Linked DNA regions of Homo sapiens: region 1 is linked to region 2. A link is an interaction called in ENCODE POLR2A ChIA-PET data of the cell type or tissue named here. Cell type or tissue: A673. All regions are shown on one strand. Links, peaks and the distances in the headings refer to the core of each region. The heading gives the core; the rest is flanking DNA. Region 1 holds the start of ZNF433 (zinc finger protein 433). Region 2 has its middle 39 kb from the start of ZNF136.

What was found. Peaks named below come from ENCODE experiments on the same cell type or tissue, not always from the same donor. Only the 100,000 strongest peaks of a DNase experiment are listed, where the experiment ranks them.
Region 1: POLR2A ChIA-PET joins it to region 2 with 11 read pairs; 3 of 35 experiments call an interaction of 5 or more read pairs at or near these places.

Annotation. Positions count from the first base shown.
Region 1 is chr19:12,032,720-12,038,094 of GRCh38, forward strand. ZNF433 (zinc finger protein 433) reads right to left here and starts at 2,960. Exons shown (of 4, transcript NM_001308348.2): 1 at 2,818-2,960. The coding sequence starts at 2,820. ZNF433-AS1 (ZNF433 and ZNF878 antisense RNA 1) reads left to right here. Exons shown (of 3, transcript NR_134929.1): 2 at 2,835-3,053. RefSeq lists silencers at 2,495-2,614, 2,625-2,674, 2,915-3,074. In A673, for the core only: no CTCF peak of the experiment used is centred there; a DNase peak (open chromatin) is centred at 3,022; H3K4me3 peaks cover 1,110 bases; H3K27ac peaks cover 1,033 bases.
Region 2 is chr19:12,199,714-12,205,088 of GRCh38, forward strand. It overlaps the pseudogene LOC100289333. Among named protein-coding and RNA genes, the nearest start is that of ZNF136, 39 kb to the left of the region's middle. RefSeq lists a silencer at 4,788-4,956. In A673, for the core only: a CTCF peak has its summit at 2,776 (motif pointing right); no DNase peak of the experiment used is centred there.

The DNA.
Region 1 (5,375 bases), core at 175-5,174, 170 kb before region 2:
GTGATCCACCTGCCTTGGCCTCTCAAAGTGCTGGGATTACAGGTGTGAGCCACTGCATCCAGCCATTTTTCTGAAATCTACCTCTTTCTGGCCTGTGTGTAAAATTTTCTTATTTTGCAAGGTCTAGTGAAAAATGCAAATTACAATTAATAAAAAACCTGAAGCTGCAATAAGTGAACAATTATTTACAAAAAGACAAACCCACAGAGGGGCAATGCTGACTAGAAAGAACACAGTGATGTTTGACTCAAGTGTCAGGCCATCCTATCACATGGGACATTTCTCTGTGCCCATCCTGCTCACTGAAGTGCTGAGTGACTATTTTCCAACAACACTGCACTGTGCCCCTGTGTGCCCCAAGTGCATTTCCTTTTTTTTTTTTCCCCTCTCTTGAGACAGAGTCTCACTCACTTGCCCAGGCTGGAGTGCAGTGGTGCGATGTCCGCTCATTGCAGAATCCACCTCCCAGGTCCAAGCAATTCTCAGGCCTCAGCCTCTGGAGTAGCTGGGACTACAGGTGTGTGCCATCACACCTGGCTGATTTCTTTTGTATTTCTAGTAGAGCCAAGGTTTCACCATATTGGCCAGGCTGGTCTCAAACTCCTGGCCTCAAGTGATCTACCCACCTCAACCTCCCAAAGTGTTGGGATTATAGGCATGAGCCACTGCACCTGGCCAGTGCATTTTCATTTACGAGGCTGAGGCAGGAGAATGGCATGAACCCGGGAGGTGGAGCTTGCAGTGAGCAGAGATTGTGCCACTACACTCCAGCCTGGGCGACAGAGCGAGACTCCGTCTCAAAAAAACAAAAACAAAAAACGGGCCAGGCGCAGTGACTCACACCTGTAATCCCAGCACTTTGGGAGGCCAAGGCGGGTGGATCACAAGGTCAGGAGATCAAGACCATCCTGGCTAACACAGTGAAACCCCGTCTCTACTAAAAATACAAAAAATTAGCCAGGCGTGGTGACGGGCTCCTGTAGTCCCAGCTACTTGGGAGGCTGAGTCAGGAGAATGGCGTGAACCCGGGAGGCGGAGCTTGCAGTGAGTAGAGATCGCGCCACTGCACTCCAGCCTGGGTGACAGAACAAGACTCTGTCTCCAAAAAAAAACAAAAACAAAAACAAATAGTTGATACTACAAATTGAAGAAGGAGAGTTGGTGTCTGCAAATTTTAGAAAGGAACTGAAATTTTAGTATTGTACTGCAAGCTCTCCAGAGGTAGGCCAGGGTCACAGGGTGGAGGGTTTGAGATCTCACTTCCCATATATTTGGAAAATGCAGAGAAGTACCAGTTAACTGGGGAGTGTTGAAAATTTTGAATAAGAAGTAATTAAACTTAATGCCTATAGTACTCTAAGATCTTGGCCAAGAACATGGAAATCAAATTCAAATGCTATTCATATAAAGTACTAACTTATGTGACGGTATGTGGCCTGAGAAAACAATAACAAGTTACTAATTTATTGGGAAATGAAATATGGGCTTAACCAGGTACAATTGGTCGAGTAACCTCTGATTATACAACCAAAAATTTTCCACTGTATGGTCTGTGAAAATAAGTAATTCAAAAATTGAAGCTGTTGGAACTCTAAATTATCTTGAAGTTTAAAGTAATGTGACTCTGGAATTGAGTCACCTGACACTGGAAAGAGCCAGCTGGAACCCTCCCACACTTGACTACAGATTAACCATCAGACAGGCTTCACTATACCTGGACAGGCCTCATTATACCCGCTTCCTTTAGGAGTTTCCACATAGCCACTGACCCACCTTCATGTTAAAACAGACATCAGCCAACTGGAAACACAGACTCTCTGTGACAATAAGAAACCAAATTACAAACAAGACCTAAGGCCATGCAAGGCAAGAGGTAAGTCAAATCTTAGAATTCACAAAATCTAAAGAAACAGGTCTTTTGTTTTGGGTGGGATGAAATCATATGACAGATACCAGACCCTCTTCACTTAAGCAATCCTTCCTACCGCCTCGAAGTTTTAGACAAAGCTTCACACTCTCCACCAACGGCCACCTTCAGAATCCCTCAACCACCTGCACCTTCTAACCCCCCTTCCACAGGTCCCGCCCTTTCTGCCAAAGGAACTTACACCTTTCCAGGCATTGATGCATGATTCTCCCTGCAATTCCTGTCTCCCTGAAATGAATAAAAACAGTCTTGAGCCGCCTCGGGACCACTTACTTCAGGCCTCCTGGGGTTGTGTTTTCCTCAGCTGAGGCCTCTCCTATTCGGCTCTGAATAAACTTCTTTAAGTTATTTTACACAGCTTGGCATTTTCCGTTAACAAATTACAAGCCAGGACTGGGTGTTTATCATTCAGGAATCTCAAAGGAACTCTAATTATTAATATATTTTTTAAAACCTATTCTGAGAAGCAAAACTATAATTGTTAACGTGTCTCAGTTTAATTTTTAAGAGGAGAAAGGCGCTACTGGGGACCCCACAGCCCACCCTCCTCCTACACAAACCCCCACACCCGAGGCGGGATCCCCCCATGACCCTCGCGTAGTCCCCGCACAATGTGGGGAGACGCGGGGCAGCGGGCGCGGAGCTGCCCAGAGAGGGCTCTGGGAACTGGGTGACAGTCACCGCGCAGGGACAGGACGAGACGCCCGGGTCCCGGCGGCCGGCCCAGCCCCACTGTGGGGCCAAGGGGACCAAGGGCCGAGCTGTCCCACGGGAAATCGGGTCCCAGACCCCGGAGTCGCCGCGGGGAGGCCCGGGTCCCACCACAGCCGGTTCCGGCCGGTTCCAACCAGCTCCTCCCCCGCCTCGGGACCCCTGGCCCGCACGCTCACCATTTCTTGCCTTTCAGGTGACTCCCACGACCAGTGCGGGTCACAGCACAGGCGACAGAAGCTATGGCAGAGGCACCTGAACCCTCTCGGAGGGGAAAGCCAGGCTCCCAACCTCAGCTCGCCGCCTGGAGCCGGGAACCGAGGAGAGCAGGGCCTTCGCCCTCCCCGATGGACACTCGGCAGGCCCCGCCCAGCGCCCCTGATTGGACGAAGCGCCGGGCCCCGCCCCCTCAGCCGTGAGTGACAATAGAAGCCCTTGGTAACGGGGCTCTGAAAACGGGTTTGACCGGATCCAGCGATAGATTCTTTAAGCCAGAGGTCTGTAACCTTTTTAGCACCAGAACCGGTTTCGTGGAAGACAGTTCTCCTACGGGGGCAGATAGTTTCGGAATGAAACTTCCACCTCAGATCAGGCATTTTATCCTCATAAGGCGAACCCAACCTAGATCCCTCGCATGTGCAGCTCACAATAGGGTTCGGGCTCCTATGACAGACTAATGCCTCTGCTGATCTGACAGGAAGCATATCTCTGGCGATAATGCCCGCTGGCTCGCCCGCCAGCCGCTCACCTCCTGCTGTGCGGACTGGTTCCTTACAGGCCATGGACCGGGGGTTGGGGACCCCTGCCATAGAGTACTGTTGAATAGAAACTTTAGCTCGTCCGGCGGTGGGCTGGGGGGGTGGGGGTAGCTCATGCCTGTAACCCCACCACTTTGGGAAGCCAAGGCAGGCAGATTGCTTGAGCCTAGGAACTTAAGCCCAGCCTGGGTAACATAGCAAAACCCCGCCTCTACAAAAAATACAAAAATTAGTCGGGCGTGGTGGTACATGTTTGCAGTCCCAGCTACTCGGAAGGCTGAAATGAGAGGATCGCCTGAGCCCAGAGAGGTCGAGGCCACAGTGAGCTGTGATTTTACCAGCCTGGATGTCAGAGTGAGACCCTGTCTCCGAAAAAAAAAAAAAAAAAAAAGACAGGGAATTGCAGTGGAGTTTAATATACATAGAGCCGGCTAAATGAAAGAGAAGAGTTTTATTTTTATTCAATTCTGTCTCCCTAAAAAATGGGAGGCTAGGTTTTGTTTTTTTGGTTTTTTTTTGAGACGGAATCTCTCTGTCGCCCATGCTGGAGTGCAGTGGCGCAATCTCGGCTCAGTGCAACCTCCGCCTCCCGGGTTCAAGCGATTCTCCTGCCTCAACCTCCTGAGTAGCTGGGATTACAGGCATGCGCCACCATGCCCGGCTAATTTTTGTATTTTTAGTAGAGACGGGGTTTACCATGTTGGTCAGGCTGGTCTCAAACTCCTGACCTCATGATCCACCCGCCTCGGCCTCCCAAAGTGCTGGGATTACAGGCCTGAGCCCCCGCACCCGGCCGAGGCTAGGGTTTTAAAGATAATTTGGTGAGCAGAAGGCTGGAAAATGGGGAATGCTGATTGGTCGCGAAAAGGATATCACAGGAAGTCTCAGCTGTCTTCTTGCACTGAGTCAGTTCTTGGCTAGGGGCCACTGGAGCAGGTGAGCCAGTTTATTGGTCTGTGTGATGCCAGCAAATTTATCAGAATGAAGGGTCTCAAAAATACCTCAAACACCAATCTTAGGTCTTACAACAATAATATTATCCACAGGAGCAAGTGAGAAGGTTGGGAATCTTGTGTACTCTGGCCGCATATTTCCTGAACCATAATTTCTAATCTTGTGGCTAATTTCTTAGTTTTACAAAGGCAATCTGGTTCCCAAGCAAGGAGACAATTTCTTTACGGAAGCGGCAGTTATGACTTTTGCTTTAAAGCTAAACTAAACTCCTTCCAATATTAGTAAGACCTATACCCGGGAATGAACAAGGGTAGCTTGGAGGCTAAAGAAAAGATGGAGTTCGCTTAGATCTGATCTCTTTCACTGTCATAATTTTCTCACTGTTATAATTCTTGCAAAAGGGTTTTCAGATGTAGAGTCATACTTTTAGCTCCTGGCAACATTTATGTTGGAACTCTTATACAGCAACTAAATCACTGGAACAGGATAATTGGTTGAGGATTTACTAACTGCTCCATCAGGTGGAAGTGGCACTCCTTACTAATTTACCTGAAAGCACTATTTCCTGAGCCATGGAGACTGAGTATAGCAATGATATGTGATCTAAAGAAGTTCCCACTCTGCTTCTTCTCTGCAGTGAAGTCCTGCCAGGCACGTTACTACTTCCACTGCCACTTTTTCCTCCTCCAAATGTGGCTAAGCAATTACTTCCCTTATGGAAGACTGTACAAAGATGAAAACATGGCTAGGTTGATGGGGTCACTCTGAGACAAGGTAGACTTATGTTATACTTTTTGCAAAGGTGACTTCAGATATGGAATCATAATTTTAGCTGCTGGCAGCAATGATGTTGGAATTCATATACAGACACTAAATGACTGGAAAAGGACAATTGGTTGAAGGTTTACTAATTGTTCCCTCAAGAGGAAGTGCCATTCCCTATTGATTTAATTGACAGCACTATTTCCTCAGCCATGGAAACTGAGTACAGCAATAATATGTGATCTAAAGAACATTCCACTCTG
Region 2 (5,375 bases), core at 196-5,195:
AAAATACAATATCAGTGGTGGTCCAAAGTAACATCACTGCCCAAGCTAAGGCCACCCTTGAGCCTGCCAAGAGCAGTAATTAAAGGCCCTGTTGGTTCTTCTTGGGGAGCCTCCCTGTTCATACCATTAAGCCCTTTATACCAAGAGAAGCCACAGAGCACTGGAAAGCTGGGGATCCACATGCACATGTTTTGGGTGGAGGGGTTGCTTTCTGAGGTTGTAATTGTGGTTTTCTTGGGCGTGTTTTTTAGACATGAGGTTTGTTTTGCATTCACAATGTTGCCACATTCAGAGTATAATTCTTACATACTGAGAAAGCATGTGAAGTTCAGGAGTGCTGTCTCCAGGACACAGGGTTAATGAATTTCGGAGGTTATTTTTGGGCCAGAACCTTAAAGTAAATCCAGCTGAGAGTTTCTTCTGCCCAAGAATTGAAGCCTGGGAGAGGAAGTATTTTCACACTGCCAGGGGCCAGTTAGGGTGTACGGAGCTCCCAGAGTTCATTCCTGTGGCTACTCAAGTGTCTCTTCCCTTCATCACCAGGGACTATTCCACTCTAGAAGTTACATGTCAGAGGGAGAGCATGGACCTCAAGCATGTTAAGGTGTTTAACCTCTTGAATGTGGGTTTTCCTTGTGAATTGTGGGGAAGCAGCCTGCTTATCTGAGCTAATTAGAATATTTATGTTTCCTTTGGATTATTTTATCTGTTGAGCATTGTGGCCCTTCAACTCTGGTTTCCCTTATTTTATAATTTTATTGCCTGTGTCAGTGTGTAAGATTTTAGTTTCTTTCACTTTGAAAATGAAGGTTGTTAGATATGGTGGGAGTAAGCAAGAAAATTCTGGAACTAAACAAAATGTTTGTTTCTTGAGGCCAGAGAACCTCAAGATACGAGATGAGTATGTTTAAGTTCTCAGGTACTTTTTTCATTTTTAGATCAGTTTTTGTATGTGATTGTCCATAAAGAACTTTGAAATTTAAAAGGGTATACAGTTGCTAAGACAAATGACTTCCTGATTCCGTTGGTAAGAGGAAAACACAGTTGAATTCTTGTTTTAATTGATGTGAGGAAAACTACTAAAGTTTATATAATCTTTGAAACTCCTGCTATATTTAAATTAGGCCCAAATCCATAATGCATTTTATTTTATTTATTTATTTATTGAGACAGAGTCTCACTCTGTCGCCCAGGCTGGAGTGTAGTGGCACAATCTCGGCTCACTGCAACCTCCCAGTTCAAGTGACTCTCCTGCCTCAGCCTCCCCAGTAGCTGGGATTACAGCCGTGTGCCACCACACCCAGCTAATTTTTGTATTTTTAGTAAAGACAGCGTTTCACCATGTTGGCCAGGCTGGTCTCAAACCCCTGACCTCAAATGATCTTCCCACCGTGGCCTCCCAAGTTGCTGGGATTACAAGCGCGAATCACCACACCTGGCCCGGAATCCGTATTTAATGTTTGCTAACAACCTAAGACTCAGCGTTCCCTTTTTCCCTTGTGACCACACCTGGACAAGCTGATGAGTCTAAGGGCTCCCTTCTCTGTCATAGGCAAGAGATTTAAACCATGTAACTACATGCCCATACAGGGGATCTTGTGCCCAACTCTACCCCAACCACAGTAAACAACCAGGCCAGGCTCCTTTCTTTGCTCTCTCAGGCCATTTCAGTTATGCTTGATGGGTCTGTCCTGCTCTTCCCAAGATCTCAACAATGTGAGCAATAAGCCTTTTAATACCCCCTCTGTGAGTGCCAGACCATCATCAGTTTTGTCAGAACTATGTCTCTGAAGGTGACCACAATGATTGGTGCCGTGAGCATGTTGTCCAGACACTGATCACCACTTGTGGGTCCTTCATCTCTTTATTATTATTTTTTGAGATGGAGTCTCGCTCTGTTGCCCAGGCTGGAGTGCAGTGGTACGACCTCCGCTCACTGCAACCTCTGCCTCCCGGGTTCAAGCGATTCTCCTGCCTCAGCTTCCTGAGTAGCTGGGACTACAGGCATGTGCCACCACGTCCAGCTAATTTTTTGTATTTTTAGTAGAGACGAGGTTTCGCTATGTTAGCCAAGATGGTCTCAATTTCCTGACCTCGTGATCTGTCTGCCTTGGCCTCCCAAAGTGCTGGGATTACAGGCATGAGCCACCGCACCTGGCCTTTATTTTTTTAATTATTATTGTTATTATTATTTTTTGAGACAGAGTCTTGCTCTGTCACCCAGGCTGGAGTGCAGTGGTGTGATCTCAGCTCACTGCAACCTCTGCCTCCCAGGTTCAAGCAATTCTCCTGCCTCAGCCTCCTGAGTAGCTGGGATTACAGGTGTGCATCACCACGCCCGAGTTATTTTTGTAGATCTTCTCTTGCTCTGACTTGCTAACCCACTGTCCTGCCTGATGGCCAACATGTCCAGTGAGCTACTGCTGGCTAGAAAGCTGGTGCTTCGAGTGTGCTGCTCTGTGTTGCATGTTGAGCCCTACCAAGTATGGGTTCTATATTCAACTGACTGAGTCTGCCTTTTTAAAAATAATTCTTTGGCATTTAAGAGTAGGACTATGCTATTGGACCCCTCCTTCAATTGATGCTGGATCTATCTGTGTGTTTAGAGTGAAGCTGTGCCTGATGCTGGGTTGGCCCGGTGTGCAGGGTGCCAGGGTGCAGCGGGAGGGTGGACTATATACACCCTGTACAAGAGGTGCTCCTGAAACAGTAGTCATTTAAAGAGGAGAGAGAAAGGGAGGAAAGGCAGCCATCAGGTGGCGCACTGAGTCCACACCCCAAAAGGCAAAGGGCTCACCAGGACCTTAAGGACCTCTGCTGCTGCTGCTGCTGCTTCAGGTACCTTTATCACAACAAATATCCTGACCCTGGGGCATAGACGGGACAATATCCATGATTCCCCAGTGGCATAACAAAGGGGTTAGTTTAAACCTGACATAGGCTAGAGATCCTTAAACCCTATGAAGGAACTATTGCCATGGAGGAGGCCCCTAACTCTGATGACACTGAACTGAGCCTCTCTGGAGGAAAAAAAATTGTAACTGTCCCATTAGAGAAAGTACCCCTTTTCCTTGAAGTATATCCACTGACCAAAAAGAAAGAAAGAAAAATAAAAACATGGAAGGAAGGGAGGGAGGGATCTCTTGACCTCTTAAACTCTTAGCCTGGGGAACCTAGTGTGACCCCATGTCTCTCTTTTTTTTTTTTTTAAACAATGCTAGTAATAAGAGGGTTTAAACCTCTGTGGTTTACTGATTTACTCTATTAAAGTAACTTATCATACATATTTTTTATGTTTGTGGTGGGATGCTAAATATTAGGATGGGCATTGCTTTATTTTTTATTTATTTTTATTTTTTTATTATTTATTTATTTATTTATTTTTTGAGACGGAGTTTCGCTTGTTGCCCAGGCTGGAGTGCAATGGCACCATCTCGGCTCACTGCAACCTCTGCCTCCCGGGTTCAAGCGATTCTCCTGCCTCATCCTCCCAAGTAGCTGAGATTATAGGCGTGTGCCACCACGCCTAGCTAATTTTTTTGTATTATTAGTAGAGACGGGGTTTCACCATGTTGGCCAGGCTAGTCTCGAACTCCTGACCTCAGGTGATTCACCCGTCTCCTCTCAAAGTGCTGGGATTATGGGTGTGAGCCACTGCACCTGGCCGATTTTTTTTTTTTTTTTTTTGAGACAGAGTCTCGCTCTGTCTATCTAGCTGGAGTGCAGTGGCACCATCTTAGCTCACTGCAGCCTCCGCCTCCAGGGTTCAAGCAATTCTTCTGCCTCAGCCTCCCGAGTAGCTGGGATTACAGGCGCAGGCCACCATCCCTGGCTAATTTTTGTATGTTTAGTAGAGATGGGGTTTCACCATGTTGGCCAGGCTGGTCTCGAACTCCTGACCTCAAGTGATATGCCCAGCTTGGCTTCCCAGGGTGCTGAGATTACAGACGTGAGCCACTGCCCAGCCTGGGCATTGAGATAGGTCATATGCATAGGGCTCATATATGAGGTAAACAGTTTTTTCACAGAAGATGCATTAGTTGATCATACCAAAATTGGGAGTATGATACCTGAATTCATAAGAATAAAATTGTTAATAGAAGCATTTTAATAACAAAATTGTGTATATTTCCTTTTGTTGTTGTTTTTTGTTTTTGTTTTGAGATGGAGTCTCGCTCTGTTGCCCAGGCTGGAGTACAGTGGTGCAATCTCAGCTCACTGCAACCTCGGAGCCTCCTGGGTTCAAGCGATTTTCCTGCCTCAGCCTCTCGGATAGCTGGAACTACAAGTGCATGCCACTACGCCTGGCTAATTTTTATATTTTTAGTAGTGATGAGGTTTCTCCATTTTGGCCAGGCTGGTCTTGAACTCCTGGCCTCAAGTGATCTGCCCACCTCGGTCTCCCAAAGTGCTGGGATTACAGGTGAGAGCCACCATGCCTGACCATGTGTATATTTCTAGCGTGAAGATAGGTAATGTTCCTAGGACAATAGTAGCAGTTAGGGCATTTATTATAATAGTGTATTCTGCTATGAAAAATAGGGATAGTAGACATTGAAGGCCAAGACTAGTTCTGATTTGTTTTGTGTTAAGTCAAATGGGGCTCAGTTAGTTTCTGCTAGCATTGAAATGAATCCTACTATGGCCAGGGGTCATGTTGGTAGAATTAATTATCCAAATTCTTGTGTGATGATAAGAGTTGATAAAGTGACCCGCTTATCAAGAAAACTGTTAGGAGAATAATGGCTAAGTCAACTTCTGTGGGATTGTCTGGGCTACCGCTCGGATTGTGCCAATTAGTGCATATTTTGAATTGGATGCTCATCCTGATGATAAAATAGGGTAGATGCGGGAGGCAGAGGTTGCAATGAGCCGAGGTCGTGCCACTGCACGCCAGCGTGGACGACACAGCAAGACTCCGTCTCCAAAAAAAAAAGGGGGGGTGGTAGCTGGCTAAACTTGATGTGGCTAGAATAAATAATACTCCTATATTTATATTCAGAAATGGGGTATTAAGAAGTGGGGTGTAGAGAGAGGGATTCATATGCAAGGGTTAGGACGAGGTAGGTGTGATGGTGTAAAGGAGGATGGATGGCATTAGTGATTGTGGTGGTTCTTTTCTTTGTTTCTTTCTCCTTTTCTTTCTTTTCTCTTCTCTCTCTCTCTTTTCTCTCTTTCATATCTCTTTCATTTTGAGATGGAGTCTTGCTCTGTCTCCCAGGCTGGAGTGCAATGATGCGATCTCGGTTCACTGCAACCTCCGCCTCCCAGGTTAAAGCGATTCTCCTGCCTCAGCCTCCCGAGTAGCTGGGACTACAGGCGTGCACCCCCTCGCCTGGCTAATTTTGTATTTTTAGTAGAGACGGGGTTTCTCC